Regions from separate parts of the Homo sapiens genome. Here region 2 is linked to region 1. The links are chromatin loops, found by intact Hi-C in ENCODE. Cell type or tissue: GM12878. All regions are shown on one strand. Each heading gives the region's core, and the rest is flanking DNA. Links, peaks and the distances in the headings are about the cores only.

Region 1 (10,126 bases), core at 743-8,742:
ATTGGTGGATTAGTCTGTTCTCACGCTGCCAATAAAGACATACCCGAGACTGGCTAATTTATAAAGGAAAGGAGGTTTAATGGACTCACAGTTCCACATGGCTGGGGAGGCCTCACAATCACGGCAGAAGGTGAAGGAGGAGCAAAGGCACATCTTTCATGGTGGCAGGCAAGAGTGTGTGCAGGGGAACTGCCCTTTATAAAACCATCAGATCTCGTGAGACTTATTCACTACCACGAGAACAGCATGGGAAACACCTGCCCCCATGACTCAATTACCTCCCACAGAGTCCCTCCCATGACATGTGGGAATTATGGGAGCTACAATTCAAGATGAGATTTGGTTGGGGTCACAGCCAAACCATGTCAATGGGTAACACAATATGTAACAGACATCTGTTAATTTGTTTAAGTTTCCTTCCTGTTACTTTGGAAACACTATTCCAAGGCAGGGTGCAATGGCTCACACCTGTGATCCTAGCACTTTGGGAGGCTGAGGCGAGACAATTGCTTGAGTCCAGGAGTTCGAAGACAGCCTTGACAATATAGCGAGACCCCATTTCCACAAAAATAAGAATAAAAATTAAAAAATTAGCTGGGCATGGTGATGCATGCCTGTAGTGCCAGCAACTCTGGAGGCTGAAGTGGGAGGATTGCTTGCACCTGAGAGGTTGAGGTTACAGTGAGCCACGATTGCACCACTGCACTCCAGCCTGGGCAACAGAGCAAGACCCCATTCCTAGAAACAAAAAAAAACTGTATCCCAGAATTTCCTCAGGGAGCCACAGTCCCCCAGTCTTTATCCATGTGGTTTGGGACAGCCGGTCCTGATCTGCTTTCCAGGGCTGTGGTGTGAACCAGTCCTGGCCAGTGGGAGGTTTGCACATTCCTGGCTGTGGTGATGAGCATGTGTCTGTAACCTTTCCAGTCAGAACCAACGAGATCAATTCTGAGACTCTTATTGGAACTTGTGGGAAGGAGAAACCTGATTTTCACAGGGGTCAATGTTGGTAGAATAAAAGCATGGAGTTCCTGGATCAGAAGCTCTTGCAGCCTTGCAGAATAAATTGAGAGTGAAGTCAACACAGATAAAACCATACCCAAAAGATGGGAAGAGACAGAGTGCTGGTACCATGATGTGAGCTGCTGGATCCACCCATACCTGAAATCCACATGTAGGCTTTCATTTACTTGCACCAATTAGTTTCCTATCATGCTTAAGCCAGACTGTGTTGGATTTCTGATGCTTCTAACCTTATATAGAAATCTATCTCTCCAGTACTGATGAACCTTTATAGGGTTACATGCAACAGCAGACAGACTTTCTTTTTACTTCAGGCAAGGTTAGACCACATAAAGTCTCTGTGTCTTGGATGAACTTCTCTCAACAAGATAAGAGCCATCTGAACTAATGAGTAAGGGAAGTAATGGCTTTACTTAATTGGAGTGATATAAATTGCTGTAATGTGAATTGTCTGCACAAGACAGAAATTCATGGAGGTGTTCTGTTCTAACCTGTGACCTACCATTATAAAGGTTCTGAAGTGAAGGGTCTATTCTCCCCTGATGCTGGACTTTTCAAAGCACAGCAATTTTGTTTCATTTTGAAAGGCCATAGTGAAGCCAGCAGCTTACTCAGCACTTTCTGCCAACTATTAACTTCTCTCACATCAATGGCCAGACACTCAGACCCTGCCCAGCCCAGGTAGGTGATGCCAATGCACTAACCAGCCAGGGAGAGGGTATAGGTGTGCCTCTTCTGAGCCACCAGAACTGCAGCAATTCAGAAGAGATGCCCCTTCCAAAGGAGACAGCCTAGGGCCTAGAATCCAATCTTGACCAATTTTCTGATGTCTTTGGAAGTCTGGATTTTCTTTCTTTTCTTTTTCTTTTTTTTTTCCTTTTTGAGACAGAGTCTCACTCTATCACCCAGGCTGGAGTGCAGTGGCATAATCTCAGCTCATGGCAACCTCTGCCTCCTGGGCTCAAGTGATTCTCGTGCCTAAGCCTCTTGAGTAGCTGGAATTATAGGCGCCCACCACTATGCCCGGTTAATTTTTGTAATTTTAGTAGAGATGGGGTTTCACCATGTTGGCCAGGCTGGTCTCGAACTCCCAATCTTAGGTGATCCACTCGCCTTGGCCTCCCAAAGTGCAGAGATTACAGGTGTGAGCCCACCACACCTGGCCAGAAGTCTGGATTTTCTAAAGTAAAAAAATCCCCTGATTCTTTCTCCAGTGTGTTTAGTGGTTTGAATGGTGTTCCCCCAAAATTCATGCTCACTCAGATCTTCAGAATGTGGTCTCATTCCCAAACAGGGCCTTTGCAGGTGTCATGAAGAATGAAGATGAGGGCCGGGCACGGTGGCTCACACCTGTAATCCCAGCACTTTGGGAGGCCGAGGCGGGCGGATCACCTGAGGTCAGGAGTTCAAGACCATCCTGGCCAACTTGGTGAAAACCCCTCTACTAAAAATGCAAAAATTAGCCGGGCGTGGTGGCGGGTGCCTGTAATCCCAGCTACTCGGGAGGCTGAGGTAGGAGAATCGCTTGAACACAGGAGACGGAGGTTGCAGTAAGCCAAGATGGCACCACTGCACTCCAGCCTGGGCAACAGATCAAGACTCCATCTCAAAGAAAAAAATAAAAATAAAAAACAAAAAGAGAATGGAGATGAGATCATTTGTAATTGAGTGGACCCTAAATCCAACGACAAGTGTCCTTTTAAGAGACAGGAAAGGACACAGACACAGAGAGGAGGCCAAGTGAAGACAGAGGCAGAGATGGGAGCGATGCCGCCACAAGCCAAGGGACGCTGGCAGCCACCAGGAGATGGAAGAGGCATAGAGCCTCTGGAGGAAGCCAGACCTGCCAATACTGTGATTTCAGATTTCTGGCCTCCAGAACAGGGAGCATAAATTCCAGTTGGGTAAGCCACGAAGTCAGTGGAAATCTGGTCCTGCAGCAGCCCTAGCGAGGACACCGAGCTATTAGTTCAACTGAAGAAAATAATCTCCAAGCTGAGCAGAGTGTCCCCAAATGCCACACACGGCCGGCGAGTGCCTGTTGGTGATCTCGGCCTCCTGTAGCCTCAGGATCTGACCCGCCCCAACCTGGTCCAAGGCTCAGGATGAAAATCTCCTCCAGCACAGCAAGCAGCTTTGGAAACGCCGGCTCCTGGAACTCACAGGGGCCAACACTAGTCCCTGGAAGAACCGGGTGAATGAGGGGAGGGTGTCTGGATCCAACGCTCTGGGAAGTGCCCCATTGGCGGTTCCCAGACCATTTCTGTCTTGGGAAAAATTCCAGCGTGTGTGCAAGGCGTCTGTCCAGGTCAGCGCCTCTGAGTTGGCCGTCTCTGTTCGGGTCTTCCCATGCGAGGAGTGCCCTCAGTTCACCTAGATGACTTTCCAGAACTCACCTCTGACTCCACAGTGGGGATGCCTGGAAACCTGCTCAGCACTGGCCCTTGGATAACCCGGGAGCTGGCAGCTATGCTCAAGGAATCATGCTCGTGGAGGGAGGATGAGACCAATGGATAGCTTCCCCCGCCTACCCTGTCTTGTGCCCAAGCAGACAGCTCTGAGATGCATTTGAAAAGGCTCCTCCAAAGGACCCAGGGAGTCCGGCCCCAGGCACCCAGGGTGGCCACCAGCTCCGGAACTTCTCTTTCTCCTACTCTCCTTTCTCCCCGGTTTCACTCCCTGTTCCTCACTCCTGCTCCTGAGGCCGCATCTCAGGCTGTCTTCCAGGGAAGCCCAGGCTTGAGGCATGTTCATTCTCTCAAAGTGCGGGAGCAAATCTGCAAGGGCGTATGTCCCCGTACATGACAGACGACTGGTGTGTTCAAAAATCGTATTGACTTTGAACCTAAGAGGTTTTGGAAAAACAACTTGAGTGACCAGGTTCCATACGAACATTCTGGCAAAAGCTAACGGTATTCTTCTCTGCACAATTTCGTTGTTGGAGGCATTCAAGAAAATTTCTTTGCAGTTTTTGAAAATAGCCTGTAGTTCTATGTTTCGGCCACTAGATAGCAGGCTGAATAAGAAATGCTGGACATCTAATGGGAATCTCACCAACTGCTTGACGGAAGGTGGGGGCTATCCTTAAAAAATGGTTTGCTGGGAGGCGGATCACCTGAGGTTGGGAGTTTGAGACCAGCCTGGCCAACATGGCAAATTCCCCTCTTTACTAAAAATACAAAAATTAGCCGGGTGTGGTGGCAGGCGCCTCTAATCCCAGCTACTCGGGAGGCTGAGGCAGGAGAATCGCTTGAACCCGGGAGGCAGAGGTTGCAGTGAGCTGAGATCGCGCCACTGCACTCCAGCCTGGGCGAGAGTGAGACTCTGTCTCAAAAAAAAAAAAAAAAAAGTGGTTTGCCACTGGGCACGGTGGTTCATGCCTGTAATCCCAGCGCTTTGGGAGGCTGAGGCAGGCAGATCTCTGGAGGTCAGGAGTTCAAGACCAGCCTGACCAACATGGTGAAACCTGGTCTCTACTAAAAATACAAAAATTAGCTGTGCATGGTGGCACACGCCTGTAATCCCAGCTACTTGGGAGGCTGAGGCAGGAGAATTGTTTGAACCCGGGAGGCGGAGGTTGCAGTGAGCCAAGACCATGACACTGCACTCCAGCCTGGGTGACAGAGCAAGATTCCACCTCAAAAAAAAAAAAAAAAAAAAAAAAAAAGAAAGTGGTTTGCTCCGGAGTCCTGCTCTGTGTGGAGTTACTCACCGCCTCTACACGTCAGCCCTGCCTCCCCCATCTCCCTCCCAGACCTTCTTTCTGTTCACTGCATGCATCAAGCTTTCTCCTGACTTTGGGCTTTTCCCTTAGTTCTCCTGGCCTGAAACTCTGTCCTTCGATATTAGCAAGCTGGCTCCTGGTCCCTCGGCGTCCCTGGACAAGCCAACCTAAGGCAGACCCCCTCCTCCATCTTCATCATGCATCACATCATCTTCTATTGCTTCTTCAAAACGCTTTCACTTTCTGATATGTGACTGTTTGATGACACGTTTATTCTCTGTCTCTTGCATGAAAATGTGGGCTCCAGGAAAGCTGAGTTCCTGTTTAGTTCACTGCTGTGTCCCTGTCTAAAATGGAGCTACAGCATAAATATACAGGTGGCTGAGGGATATTTGTTGAGTGACTGAATGATGGGAGTGAATGAATGAACGACCTCTGATGCACAATGATAACCAGGCTGAATCTTCTTCTCTGACTCTCCTTTTTTTTGAGATAGAGTCTTTCTCTGTGGCCAAGGCTGCAGTGCAGAGGCACGATCTCTGCTCACTGCAACCTCCACTTCCCCGGTTCAAGTAATTCTCGTGCTTCGGCCTCCCGAGTAGCTTGGCTTACAGGTGCTCACCACCATGTCTGGCTAATTTTTTTTTTCCTCTTTTTGAGAGGGAGTCTTGCTCTGTCACCCAGGCTAGAGTGCGCTGGTGTGATCTTGGCTCACTGCAACCTCCGCCTCCTGGGTTCAAGTGATTCTCCTGCCTCAGCGGAGACTTGAGAATCTCCTGAGTAGCTTGGCTTACAGGTACTCACCATCACGCCTGGCTAATTTTTGTGTTTTTTTAGTAGAGACGGGACTTTGCCCTGTTGGCCAGGTTGGCCTTGAACTCGTGACCTCAAGTGATCCGCCTGCCTCACCCTCCCAAAGTGCTGGGATTACAGGTGTGAGCCTCTGTGCCCGGCCTCTCTGACTCTCTTGGCATTGCTTCCGATGTTATTATGATTCATTGTGAATGAGTCGATTTGAACTCAGCATGGTGTCCAGAACATTAGAAAAATGCTGACCTGTGTGGTTTGCTTTATGTCTTTGAAATATCTGAGCCCTAAAGAGCAGTAAGCGGGAAGTCCTTTGGGTATACCGGGCTTGGTTTGGGTTAAAGATTTTAAATGCTGAGCATAAATCCACCCTGAAGCTTCTCTGATGCTCCCTGAACTGTGTCCATTCCTTCCCTCTAGAAAAGACAAATGACTTACATAGAAGTGAAGTTGTAAATTCTGGCTCATTTAGGTGGCTTTGGATAAGTCACCCATTTACATTTCAGAGTAGCCAGAGATTGTGCTGCGCGTGGGGGAGTGCCAGGGATGTTACAGTCTGAAATAGACAAGTCCAAGGGCTGAGAAACGGAGTGACCACGTGCAGCAGGGCCTGGCAGGAGAGGTGGGGGCGGCTGAGTCTGAAAGGGCAGAAACAGTCCTGCCTGTGTTCACTGTTGCAGCCTTTTTTTCATCATGGAGTTTTTTGCATTAATTTTGAGTTTTTAAAATATTGAGTTAAATATTTTTTATCCTGGCTACCAAGATTTTTGGCACTCCATTCAACTTCATGCCCCATCTCAGCCCTGGGGCATAGGATAGCTTCACCATGCTGCCTACGGGGGAGCTGGGGTAGGGAACCAGTCCCTGGTTTCCCCAAATTCAAAAGACCCAGGAGAGAATGCTGAACTACCTTAGGGCTGTGAGATGATCACTTACTTCTGTAGCTTCAAAAACATGACGAAGCACGTGAGTGCGGCCTGGAAGTTTTACTACATTCAAACCAATATCCTCCATTCATTTCCTATTGCTGCTTCAACGAAGTATCGAAAACCTGGTGGCCTAAAACAGCACAGATGTATTATTCTTCAGTTCTGGAGGTCAGAGTCTGAAATGGGACTCACTGGTCACTCCAGACACTGTGCCTGGTAAAATTCCTATGTGACAGCCCAGTCACCAGGGTGATGGTATCAGGAGGTGGGGCTTTGGGAGGCAATCAGGCCTGGAGGGTGGCACCCTCGTGATGGGGTTAGTGCCCTTATGAGAAGGGATAGGAAGGAGAGGATCTCTGCCTCACGTGAGGACACAGCATGAAACAGGCAGTGGGCAAATCAGGAGGGGCCTCACCAGCCATCCAATCAGCCAGTGCCTTGACCTTGGACGCCGCAGCCCCCAGGACTCTGAAGAATCTATTCCTGTTGTTGAAGCCGTCCCAATAATATTCTGGTCATAGCAGCCCGAACGAATTAACACACTGGCTAAAATCAAGCGTGCTGACAGAGCCGTGTTCCCCCTGCAGGTTCCAGGGGGAGAACCTATTTCCCGGCCTCTTCCAGCTTCCAGAGGCGCCCAAACCCCTGAGGCGCTCAAGCCCCTGAGCTTGTGGCCCCTCCCTCCTCCAGAGCACGTCACTCCCACCTGGATCTTGTCCTCCCATCTTCTGATTCTGACCTCCTGCCTCCGTCTTTCACTCATAATGAGCCTTGTGACCTTGGGGCCCACCTGGCTAGTCCAGGACAATCTGCTCATCTCCACAGCATCAACATAATCGCACAAGAAAGATGCCCTCTGTCATGTGAGGTGACAATCACAGGTTCCGGGATCAGGGCAGGACACCTTGGGTTGGGGGCGGGGGTGGTAATTATTCAGCCCACAGCAAAGCTGGTCTGAATCCTAACCCAAAGTTAATTAAAATGGAAAAAATTCAAGAGATCTATTGCATAACACAGCTATAGTTAATAGCAAGGTATTATGTTCTTGAAATTGATGAGAGGTCTCAAGTGTTATTAATCACAAGTAAAATATGTGCAGTAATGCACGTTAATTAGCTCGATGTAACCATTCCACCATGTATACGTTTCCGAATGTGTGGTACACAATAAATATTAATATATACAATTTGTGTCAATTTAGTAAGTTTTTTTAATGGAGAACAAGCTCATGATCTAATGCCTGCTCCCAACACTAACTCACTTTAAGAGGCTGCCTTGGGTGAAGGACCCTGTGAGGCGCTTGCTTAGGGCAGGGCTCCTGGCACTGGCCAGCAGGTCATTTTAAATGAGGGGCTCCTGGCTGGGCACGGTGGCTCACACCTGTAATCCCAGCACTTTGGGAGGCCGAGGTGGGCAGATCACTTGAGGCCATGAGTTCAAGACCAGCCTGGACAACATGACAAAACCCTGTCTCCACTAAAAATATGAAAATTAGCCAGGCGTGGTGGCAGGTGCCTGTAATCCCAGCTACTTCGGAGGCTGAGGCACAAGAATCGCTTGACCCCGGGAGGCGGAGGTTGCAGTGAACTGAGATTTTGCCCCTGCACTCCAGCCTGGGTGACAGAGCGAGACTCCGTCTCAAAAAATAATAAAATAAAATAAATACATGAGGGGCTCTCAGTGGGTGACAAATCCGCCAAATTGAATGCTGACAGCATCATCAGGGGATCCCGGAGGCTGCTGGCAAAAAACGCCAGAGGCGAGTCCTCCTGGCCCAGGGAGACTGCTCCAGCTTGGAGAGGGGGCACAGCTGGCTCCTGGAGCAGGTGTTTTCACTTTGGTCACCATCCACACTGGTGGTCAAATGCTGCAAAGTGCCTGAGCAGGATCAGGCATCTACAAATGGGCGCCCCTCCCCAGCCCACCAACCTCATAATCCCTCCAAGAAACCTATGTGGAGGGGACGATTTCCTGGCCTGGGCATGGGGAGGTGCGAGGGCCCAGGGGTGGGGCTCAGTGGTTGGTGCTGGGCAGGAGTGGTCCTGGGCACCAGCCCTCAAGGGTCCACCTGCTCACGAGGCAAGTTGTGCCCATCCCACGCACACTCACTCCCTCGTCCCATCTCACGGCGTCTTCCCGCCTACTGTAGGTTTCTGTGTAGAAGGCCATGCCCCTCCAGAAAGGACTCTCGGTCCAAATCCTGTGGCCCATCCCTGAGTGACAGCTCCGAGTGCCTCTTTCCCATTTCCCTGATGGATGTGAAATTGCAGTGTGAGCATGAAAAGCAGCTCTCCAGAAGAGCTTCTGCCCGGCGGAGATGGGATTCCAGTTTGAGTGGCGTAATGAAGTGCTCCTTCATCAGCCTTAACACGCAGAGCACAGGTTTAACTTCTGGTGGGTATAAATGGGCTATTGCGGTTTTTCTGACTTCAGGAACATACGACTTTTGTGTTCAGGATGTAGAAAAATTAAAGTCCTAGACCAAAAAATGAAAAGGAAATAAGGTGGCCCGCTGGGGCTTGTTTTCTCTGCTCGGGGAGTTTGGATGACTTCAGAGCGGGGAGGGCTCTTTTCTTAATTCAGTTCTCTAAAGTTGGTAATTTTGTTCATGTCCGTATCTGTACCCATGAAGTAAATTTGTGCAGTAATATAAAGAATAAAATTTCATGTCTAGATCTGTAGGAAAGAAGTTTAATTTTATAAGCTATTAGCACTGCCGGTCCTGGAGGGAGCAGTTTTAGCATTCTTACCAGCTTTGTGAGGAAGGCATTGTTGATTGACGATGAGCTTCTCCTGTGACAACATGCCAGGGCTTCACGCAGGTGGCTTCAACACCCTGGAATTTGGCTGCCAGGCAGCAAAGTTTGGTTTCTGTGCCACTGGAGCAGGCAGGATGACAGCCCCTAAGGAGGTCCCAATTCCCTTCCTCCAAGGACACCAGTCACATTGGATTTAGGCCCCACATGAATCCAGTGTGGCCCCATCTTAACTTGATTCCATCTGCAAAGACACTTTGTCCAAATGAGGTCACAGGTTCTGGATGGACATGAAGGCTGGGGCTATTATTAGTCAGCCCAGTACAGCAGCCATCTACTTCTCTGATGCTGAGAGGTGGCTATGTCACAGGAGGGCTGGCTCCCATGGCCTCGAACATTCATGCTGGGTTGGGCCTGCCTGGCCCTAAGTCCTGCAGAGCCGTGTGGATGCATGGCTTTTTCCACTCCCTCTTTTTCTCCTCCAAGTTCACAGCCCCCTCTGTTTACCCCTTAGGCTTTGCTAACAGTGAGGACCTGGAGGCTTCTTTCTCCCTGAATGGCATCCTCTTGCCAGGCTCAGGATCCTGCTGTGTGTAAGGGCCAGTAAAAGCATCTGCACCATTTACACCTCACTTTTGACTCACTAAATCCAAACCCCAGCCTTCACCAAACACAGAGAGCTAGGTCAGGAATCCAGCCCTTTCCCACAAAAATAATAGTCACATGGCTGGGTGTGGTGGCTCTCGCCTCTAATCCCAGCACTTGGGGAGGCCGAGGCGAGTGGATCACTTGAGGTCAGGAGTTCGAGACCAGCCTGGCCAACGTGGTGAAACCCCATCTCTACTAAATTCCTGACCAGGTGCAGTGGCTCATGCCTGTATTCCCAG
Region 2 (10,126 bases), core at 664-8,663, 190 kb after region 1:
TAAGGTAACTAATCAGTTGACTTTGAGTTAATCAAAGATATGAACTGTGTGGGCCTGACCTCGTCATCAGAGCCCTTTAAATTTAGATCTAGAGGTCAAGGACAGAAGAATTCAGAGAGACTGGGACCTGTGGAGGGATCCACATGGCAAGGAACTTTGGGCAGCCTCTAGGAGCTGGGGGCGACCCCTGGTTGACAGCCAGTGGGAGAAAGATGGCTTGGGCCCTACAACCACAGAAACTGAATTCTGCCAACAACTGTGTGAGGTTCAAGGAAGACCCCAAGCTCCAGACAGGAGCCCAGCCCAGCCCAAACTTTGATCTCAGGCTCGTGGGATGCTGAGCTGAAAAGTCAGCTCTGCTATGTCTGTGCCTGGACTTTGACTTGCAGAAACCATGAGACAATACATGGATGTCATTCTAAGTCCCAAGTTTGTGGCTATTTGTTATGCAGCAATAGAAAACTAGTCCCAGAGGCTGGGCATGGTGGCTCACACCTGTAATCCTAGCACTTTGGAAGGCTAAGGCAAGCAGATTGCTTGAGCTCAGGAGTTCAAGACCATCCTGGGCAACATGGCAAAGTCTTGTCTCTGCTTAAAAAAAAAAAAAAAAAAAAAAAAAGAAAAAGTAAAAAGCCAGATGTGGTGGCTCATGCCTGTAGTCCCAGCTACTGGGGAGGCTGAGGCGGGAGGACCGCTTTAGCCTGGGTGATGGAAGTTGCCGTGAGCTGAGATCTTGCCACTGCACTCCACCCTGGATAACAGCAAGACCCTGTCTCAAAAATAAAGAAAAAGAGAACTAGCTCCAGGAAGAAGGCAAGGGAAGAGTTTCCAGTGATGCCAATGCAGCTGGCTGCAGAGGAGGAAAGAATGTGTTCACAGTGGCAGAGATGGGACCTCCAAAAAGAGGACTGTTTCAGGTAATTAATGCATCACATTTGAGATGATGGAAGATCATTCAAGGGGATTCATAGGGTCTTACTGGAGAAAACCTTACGTTTCTCTTTCCCCCTGCAACCACTGCATCTTTCTGTATTCAATGAGCGGCTGGGAGTAGGAGTCCCTGGTGCAATTGGAGAGAAGGAGACAGCAGAATGCTCCTGGGAGCCAGGGCTGAGCTGAGAGGGCGTGCATACCAGCCAGCATCCCTGCCTGAAATGCCCCAGGGGTGGCTGGCTGCACTTGGAAGAAAGTCCAAACTTTTTCTGATGGCCACCAAGCTGTCCCTGAGCTAACCACTGCCTACCACTCTGCCTTTGCTGCTCTGCGGCCACGTGGGCATCTCTGCTCCTCCCTCACAGGTAACTTGAGTCCCCAGCCTCTTTTCACCACCCTTCCCTATCTTATTTCATTCCTGGCATGTGTCACGGTGCCACACTGCTTGCTCCCCACACCCTCCTCCCCAACCTCCTCAGACTGTTAGATCCAGGAGAGCAGTTTCTCCAACTGTAAAATGGGGAAGTGAGGCCTCATCTGGGGGGTTTTGTGCTCTTCTGCACGCAGCCCCAGCACTTGGGCAGCACCTGGCACTAAATGTGTGTTGACAGGTGAATGGTGAGCACAGGGTCCCGGGGTGGGGGTGGCAGCTGTTGGCACAAAGATAATGGGAATCTGGAGGGAAGTTTGCTTTAGGGAGCTTATGAGGACAGCCTACTGAACTGAATAAAAAGCCATTTTTAATTTTTTTTTAAAAAATGACGATTAAACATATTCAGCCCTGGTAGGAACAGAATAATCTCTATTTCTATATACCTCACCCCTGGAAAACTTCAATTTAAGCAAAGCTTTCCAAACCTACTAAAGATTGATTTTTTCTTTACCGCCACAATCCTGTTATTTCTCCTTTTAAGAAGTAGAAAAGGGTTGAGCTATTTTCCTAGGTATTTTATTGCTCTGTTTTATAGCTTCGAAATTAAAATCCATTTGACATTTAATAGAAGCTGTGAATCTATACACTGTCCCAGGGTCAGACTTTTAAAGTGTAGCTCAAACCTATTTTGCTTGGAGGTTCTGTTTGTATGGTGCACAGCTATAGAAAAACATAAGTTCTGGAATAATGACATTGACCAGAGCTAGCATTTATCCAGAATGGGCTGGGCTCTGGCCATAGTGTTCTATGTGACTTGCATTTTCACTAAAGATAGCTTATTTTTCTTCAAACGCTAATGGCTTTAATAGTCAGTCAACGGTTTAATGTTTGGGAAATGTGAGGCCCGGTAGAAAACATCAGCCTCCAAACTTTCATTCAGGCAGGGCTGCGCTGAGATCTCAAGTTTTGCTCTTGGAAGCTGAGTGATCCTGGACACCTCTCCTGCCCTCTGCTCGATGCTTCTTCGGGAGAGTGGAGATCATGACCTCTCTTTGGGGAATAGCTGAGGGAGGGCACATGCACTATTGCCTCTCCCTTCCCCTGGAAAAAAACCTGCCAATACTCAACCGCGTTCACAGCTTGCAGCGCTGTGCACTAGGGGAAGCCGTGGAATATGGAAAGCACTTATGTTTAAGTGCTGGGATCAGCCCACAGCAGGATTCCCACCCGGTGCAGAGCACTGAGAACCCAGGGAGAAATTCCCGTCTCACTCTTACTTCGAGTTACGTTCTACTTACGGATTTGGGGAGGCCACTGGCCAACATTATGTAACATATTACTTCTCTCTTATGTTTTAAAAGTGTTTTAACGTAACATCTATAATTCTTGGAAGTTCAACGCATCCAGGATGTGTAAGCACCAGCCCGTGCACAGCACACAGTAGGTCCTCAGCATGAAATCCGAGATGCAGATCCTGCTGCGTTGATTGGATTTCCAGTTAAGCCCAGAGGAAACTCGGGACAAAGCATGTGTGAACTACATTGGAGGTTAATGCAAAACTTATGTGGATTTTGTTTTGCTTTGTTTTTTTTGAGACAGAGTCTCGCTCTGTCGCCCAGGCTGGAGTGCAGTGGCGCAAACTCAGCTCACTGCAAGCTCCGCCTCCCGGTTCACATCATTCTCCTGCCTCAGCCTCCCGAGTAGCTAGGACTGCAGGCGCCTGCCACCACACCTGGCTAATTTTTTGTATTTTCAGTAGAGATGGGGTTTCACAGTGTTAGCCAAGATGGTCTCCATCTCCTGACCTCGTGATCCGCCTGCCTCGGCCTCCCAAAGTGCTGGGATTACAGGCGTGAGCCACTGCGCCCGGTCACTTATGTGGATTTCCAAGTAGTGTGACCTGGTGGCTTATTGTACGATACTGGGAAGCATTTGAGAGTGGACTAATAATAATACAAGGACACCAGGCTGGGCACAGTGGCTCACGCCTGTCATCCCAGCACTTTGGGAGGCTGAGGCAGGTGGATCACTTGAGGTCAGGAGTTCGAGGCCAACATGGCCAAACCCCATCTCTACTAAAAATACAAAAAATCAGCTGAGCAGGGTCGCAGGTGCCTATAATCCTAGCTACTCAGGAGGCTGAGGCATGAGAATCACTTGAACCCGGAGGGTGGGGGTTGCAGTGAGCCGAGATCATGTCACTGCACTCCAGCCTGGGTGACAGTGCGAGACATCGTCTCAATAATAATAATACTAGGACAACAGATGTAAACCTCACCCGAGCAGCATAGGGACAGCCTGCCTGGGGGTTGTGATTGGGTGCCTGGGCTGGTGTATTGTTAGGGACACAGATTCTCCAGTGAGCTAGAGAGGGTGGGTCCCTTGCCTCGGGCCACTTGGGTGGGGTGAAGAGCTGGGTGAGGACTGGGTCTGACTGCAGAGCCTGAGCTCGGGCAGCGCCAGGAGCACAAATGGCCCTGCTCTCCCCCTTCCCTGCTGCTGCCGTGGCAACTCCTCCTCACTCGGCCCCGTCTTTCCTGCTGTGCCTCCCTTTTTCTCTCCCTCTGCCTCTGTCTCGTCATCTCCTTGTCTGTCTCTGTAGCTCCTCTCTCCCTCTGTCTTTTTCTGTCTCTCATAGTCACTCTCTCAGTCTCTGTAGCCCTCGTCCTCCTCTCTGTCTGTGTCTCTCTCTGTCTCTGTTTCTGTAGCCTTCCTCCCTCTCAGTCTCTGTTTCTCTGATTGTCTCTTCCTCTGTCTCTGTTTCTGTAGCCTTCCTTCCTCTCAGTCTCTGTTTCTCTCATTGTCTCTTCCTCTGTCTCTGTTTCTACCTCTATCTCAGTCTCTAGCTCTCTCTCTCACTCTCTCTCTCTCTCCCTGTCTCCCTCCCTCCCCTCCTCTCCTGTTTTACACCTAACCCTTTTCTAAAGTGGTTCTTCTCACCCTGATTCTCTCTGTATTCTTGGGGAGAAGGGACCATTTCTGAGCCCCACCCTGGGTGTAGATGCCCCTGGATGCAGCCAGAGGTGGGAAGAGAAGCCCCTGGCTGACTGTGCAGCCCCTAGGGCAGGTTTGCCCCGAGCTGGGTGTGCACCGAGCTGAGTGTGCACTGAGCTGCTGCGCGGCAAGCAGGGCCAGGACGCGGGTGAGCCACAAGGTGGGGCTCACTGCTCAGGCACAGAGGCTGGGCCATCACCAAGGTGCGGAGGCACTCGGGGCTCCTCCTGGCCGCCTCACTCCTGACCAAGCAGGGAGCATCCTGCTTGCATCGCGTCTGGAATTCTCTGAAAATACAGAGAGGGAAGAGGCAGAGAGAGAAGAGCTTCCTTCCCGCTGTGAGCTCAGTCCCCACCTCTGAGAACAGGAGGAGGCATCTCTGCGTCATCCTGACACTTGGCTCTCCACCATCTCCTGGGCCCTCGCGTGGGTGCACCTGTTGCTCTGCAAAGCCTGCTGGGCACCTGCCAGGAGTGTGAGCCCGCAGGCTCCAGCTGGGGACTGTGATTAGGGGAGGGGCCAGGCATGGAGAGACCCTCCCCTCCCCCTGCCTCTGCCTGTGTGCGCTTCCTGGAGGCCTCCTGGTGATCTGTGTCAGCCCTGACAAATGCAGTCCCCAGTCAGCGGGGTGCTTGCCTCACATCAAAACAACGCTGCTGTAGGAATCAGCTCCGAAGGCCGTTTCTGGGGTATCCTGGAATTCAGAAGGAAGAGGATGGTGACATGTTGGCACTGGTAGAAGCCGGGCCAGGGTCTGTGGAGGACCCCGGTGGGCTGCAGCCTTAGGGGTAATGCTGCAGGGGAAGGCCTGCTTGGAGCCTCAGCCCCTGCCTGTTGCAGGTGCGTGCACAAGCAGCTGGGCACACCGTCCTGGGTCCTGGGCTCCCAAGCCCGCCGCGCCCTCTCCCCTGAGCCCCACTTCCCATCTGTCCCACTTCTCCTGAGCTCTGTCTGCAAACGCAGCTGGACCCCATCTCCACTGCACTCCCGGACCGAGGGGCTGTAGGGTCTTGCCTGGGCTGTTCCAGCAGCCTCCTCCTTCCAGCCCGCCCACTCCCTCCCCGCAGCCACAGGCACCAAGTCAAAGTCCGCTTCTATCCACTGCAGCTGAGGACCCTCTGGTGGCTTCCCCTTTGCACCTAGAAGAAAATGCCACTGCTGGCCTGGCTTCTGAGGCCTTGCACAGCTTGCGCTGCCCCCTCCTCGTTCCAGGCTTCTCTGTCCGGCACCTGAGCTTTGCTCACCCTCTGTCTCTAACCGAGCTGCGCCCACGGCTGGCACCTCCTCAAATGTTTCTTGGTTGAAATCACCTTGGAAGGACTTTTCGTGGCCACCCACTGTGACTGGGGTTCCCATTTGGGTTTCCTCTGTCCCCGCACCTGTGTCTGTGTACACTGCACTCTTTGCCATCTATAAACACCAGTCCCCAGCCTGGAAGCTTCCCGAGGGCAGCAGTCAGGCATGTTTACTCATCAGCTGTCCCTCGCAGGGACTCTGATATGGACTGGGTGCTCAGTGAGTACTGGAAGGGATGATTATGCCCCGGCGTACAAGGCGCAACCCTTCCAGAGGGCGTGTTTTTTTATTTTCATCTGATAGTGAGCGATGCAGCACGCCACACACTTGTACTTTAACTGCTCTCATTTCTTTTTCTTTTCAAAGTCGCAGATGACAGCAGTCATCCCGCCCAATCATTGGCACCTGTCGGATTTTGTCCCCATGCCTAGCAAGTAGTCTCTGACAGTTTCATGCCAGTCACAGGTTCTGGTGCTGAGTGCCACGCGGCAAAACGACAGGATCGCCTACTCCTGCCTGGGTGCTTAGATCCCATGTAAATGCTTTTGGCTTAGAAATTGTCTTTCTTTTGCCCTCCCTTCCTCCCTCCCTCCTTCCTTCCTTCATCTCCCTCCTTTCTTCCTCCCTCCTTTTCTTCATCTGTTCTTTGCTCCCATTTTCTTTGATTTCTTCTCCCTCCCTCCTTCCTTTCTCCCTTCTTCCCTCCTCCCTTCCTCTCCTCCTCCCTCCCTTCCTCTCTCCCTCCATCCCTCCCTCTGCCTCCCTCCCTCCCTCTCTCTACCTCCCTCCCTCTCTCCCTTCCTCTCTCCTTCTGTCCCTTTCTCTCTCCTTCTCTCTCTTCCTGTCTTTCTCCCTCCCTCCCTACCTCCCTCCCTTCTTCCCTCCTTTCCTCTCTCCCTTCCCCCCTCCCTCCTCCCTTCCCCCCTCCCTCCTCCCTTCCCCCCTCCCTCCTCCCTTCCCCCCTCCCTCCTCCCTTCCCCCCTCCCTCCTCCCTTCCCCCCTCCCTCCTCCCTTCCCCCCTCCATCCTCCCTTCCCCCCTCCCTCCTCCCTTCCCCCCTCCCTTCCTCCCTCCCTCCTCCCTTCCTCCCTTCTTTGCTCCCTCCCTTCCTCCCTTCTTTGCTCCCTCCCTTCCTCTCTCCCTTCCCCCCTCCCTCCTCCCTCCCTCCTCTCTCCCTTTCTGTGCGCCATTGACCTCATCGTTCCGCATTAGTGAGCTCAGCCTTCTTTTGAGTTTTGCCGGGAGAATCCATTGTTTGCACTTTATACGGGAGAATGGTCTCTGTGGTTTTCCCTGACTCTCTGTCGCACACGTCAAGGCTCCCTCTCCAGGGTCGCTGCCACATGTCTGAATGAGCAAGCTGTCCCTTGGGGATCTTGGGCTGCAGCGGAACTGGGCTGCATGCGGGGCAAAGCCATGAGACGACCAGGGTGCCAACAGGAAGTGGCAGCTGCTCTAATGGGCCCCATCACTTCAGGAGGGCAGCATTGGGAGACATTATTTCTCGCTCTTCTGGAGGCCAGAGCTGGTTGTTTTGGTCTGTGACCACCGCCCATGCGGTCACTCAGAGCCCAGGCTCCTTCCATGGCCTGGCTCCAGCTCCACGTGTAGGTAGCTGCGGGAGAGAGAAGACAGGGTCCACCATGGGAGGTATGTGTGACTTGGGCTGGAGGGAGCACACGCCCCTCTCTGCTCATGCTCCCTTGGCTGGAACCCAGTTACATCACACCTGCTGCTAGGGAGGCTGGGAATTGTGGCCCGGGAAGAACCGGGGAGCAACTGTGTGACTGGGTGCTCCTCCTTTCACCCCAAAGACTGAGGCTAACATGTTCTGGGAGGAAAAAAACACAGAAAACAAGACCCATCATAAGGAAGATGGCTAGCATCTGTTGAATGCTTGCTCTGCAGATACAAATGTGGATTATCTCGTTTAACCTGCACAATGACAAATGTGCTCTTATCAGCCCCATTTCCTAGATGAGCAAACTAGGCACAGAGGAGTTAACTTCCTCAAGGCCCAGAACCTGGTAAAAGGTGCAGCTGAGGTTCATACTCTGCTTTCCAGCTTTATTAAGGTCTGCTTGACAAATTTAAAGATTGTATACATGTATGGTGTATCACTTAGTGTTTCGCTGTGTGCATCCATTGTGCAATGATGAAATCGAGCTAATTAACATTTCCATCCCCACACATACCTTTTCTTTGTAATGAGAATATTTAAGATCCACTGACTTAGCAACTTTCAAGTATACTAGAGTCACCAGGCTGCCCCATAGGTCTCCAGAATGTGACCCTCCTAACTGAAACTTCGGAACCATTGACCAGTGTTTCCTTATTTCCTCTCCTGCAGCCTGCCAGCCCCTGGTAACCAACCTCCTACTCTGTTTCTATGAACTTGACTTTTTAAGAATCCACATATAGGTAAAATTATGAAGTATTTGTCTTTTCTGTTTTGTTTGTTTGCTTGGTTTTTTTTTTTTTTTTTTTTTTTTTTTGAGACTCGCTCTGTTGCCCGGGCTGGAGTCCAGTGACACGATATTGGCTCATTGTAACCTCCGCCTCCTGGGTTCAAGCAATTCTCCTGCCTCAGCCTCCCCAGTAGCTGGGATTACAGGCATGTGCCACCACACCTGGCTATTTTTTTTTTTTTTTTTGTATTTTTGTAGAGACGGGGTTTCACTGTGTTGGCCAGGCTGGTCTTGAACTCCTGACCTCAAGTGATCCACCCACCTCGGCCTCCCAGAGTGTTGGGATGACAAGCGTGAGCCACCACCCCAGCCTGCTTGTGTTTCTTTCCTCTCCCCCAGGCATAACCAGAACGAATGGCAGATTTACCGCCGCACTTTAATGGGCTGCTCTTTCCCTCCAACTTCCTCCTGCTCTAACCCGCCAAGCCGTCACACAAGCCCAGAGGAAGGTCTCCCGGTCCCCCTCTTCCCTCCCTTTTCTGCCTCTCACCTTCTTCTTTCCTTCAAGATGCCCACCTTCTCCCCACCAACCCCCAAAGCACACCAGAGCAGCAGAAGCACCTTTCAGCCAGCCGGGTGTGTGTTGAAATGGCTAGTGTTCTACTCGGCCCATCGTCTGGAAAGTGAGCGAATGAGAAGCACAGAAAATATTCCTGAAGTTGTTTTTAGCTTCATCGGTGGCTCCCAGGTTTCCCGTGTGTGTGTGTAGGGGGTGTGTGTGTAGGGGGTGTGTGTAGGGGGTGTGTGTGTGTGTGTAGGGTGTGTGTGTGTGGGGGGGGCGCTTGGTGATCTGTGCTCCACACCACATGCAGCAGCGGTGCTCAGAGGGGGACAGTCTGGGTCTAGATGCCTTTTCTGCCACTCAGTGATGTGTTAACCTCAGGCAGGTTCCCAGGTGACCTGGGCTCCCATCTCTTGATCTGTGCGTGTGGAGGGGGAGAGGGCGCATAGGAATAGTCCAAATTCCTAGTTCCTTTTCTGCAATTTCAAAATCCAAAAAGCGCTTGGAAAACATGCAGTCGGGACCCACCTGCCAGCTCTGTGCGTTTTTACTAGCAGGTACCTGGCTGATGGCCGGAGTCCTTGTTCACACGGACATCTACGGACCCACCCGGCTCACAGATGGCAAGGGCTCTTGCTCCCTCCTACCCCAGCCACAGCAATGCCTTTGAGCCACACTAACCCTGCATCGTGCATTTCATGAGCCACAGAGCCCCGGGAATGGCAGGAATAAAACACAGGTTCTCCGACGGTCAGTGACCCTGCTGTTAGCTACCCAGGTCTTGCACTGTTTTCCCTCCTCAAATAACAGCTGTCCTTTGACCAGCACAATCGACCTCTGCTGTGCAAACGCCAGAAGGGAAAGAGGAGTTTTACTGTCTCACCATCCATAAGACCACTCTTTTTCGTGAGTTTGGTGCCAAAACTCCTGTCTGAACTGATGTGAAGTCACCTAGGGCTGTTTGTCCTGCGTCACGGGACTATTCATACATTTTGATTAAGAAACACTGATCTGTTGTTGATGGGCATGGCCTTAGACCTCGCTGGAGATGATATGTAATAGAAGGCTATAGCAGCTGAATTACTAAAATCCCCCAGGTCCTGAATTCTGAAGCCTCATTCCGTGTACGTTTTTGAGCACTGGATGCATGTTGGCTGCTGTTGTTAATTTCTGGCTGGATCCTGACCTCCACTGGAGGCCCTTGGCCAGAGGCCAGCTCTCTCTTCGCTAAAGAAGTGTTGAAGAAAGAAGCATTTGCCCCTCATTGAGGCTGTTCTCCCCTCCACCAGCAGTGAAGATGAATCGGATGGGAATTAGCTTTCTCACCTGCTGGCTTTCCTTTGTTTAGTGCCCCCCCGCACCTGCACCTGCAAACCTCCTTCCTCATGCTACAGACTCCCACGCTCCGTCACTCCTGAGCACCCACCATGTCTGTGGGTGGCCTGTTAGATACACGCTCAGGCATTGTCCCGGCAAAGGGTCTGAGCACGGAGCCTCCCTGGCTCAGCGTGCTTACACAGGGCCCACTGGCAGATTCACTGGGGGTCAGTCTTGGAATGGA

Evidence for each region. Peaks named below come from ENCODE experiments on the same cell type or tissue, not always from the same donor. Only the 100,000 strongest peaks of a DNase experiment are listed, where the experiment ranks them.
Region 2: it touches region 1 in a loop (3-fold over the local background); 5 of 110 quality-filtered maps call a loop at or near these places.

The regions. Positions count from the first base shown.
Region 1 is chr12:128,778,459-128,788,584 of GRCh38, forward strand. No RefSeq gene overlaps it. Among named protein-coding and RNA genes, the nearest start is that of SLC15A4, 40 kb to the right of the region's middle. RefSeq lists an enhancer at 8,364-8,864. In GM12878, for the core only: a CTCF peak has its summit at 4,032 (motif pointing right); a DNase peak (open chromatin) is centred at 4,926; H3K27ac peaks cover 477 bases.
Region 2 is chr12:128,965,117-128,975,242 of GRCh38, forward strand. All of the region lies in intron 11 of GLT1D1 (glycosyltransferase 1 domain containing 1), which reads left to right. Among named protein-coding and RNA genes, the nearest start is that of GLT1D1, 120 kb to the left of the region's middle. RefSeq lists enhancers at 6,606-7,107, 7,108-7,607. In GM12878, for the core only: a CTCF peak has its summit at 4,456 (motif pointing right); DNase peaks (open chromatin) are centred at 4,490 and 6,918.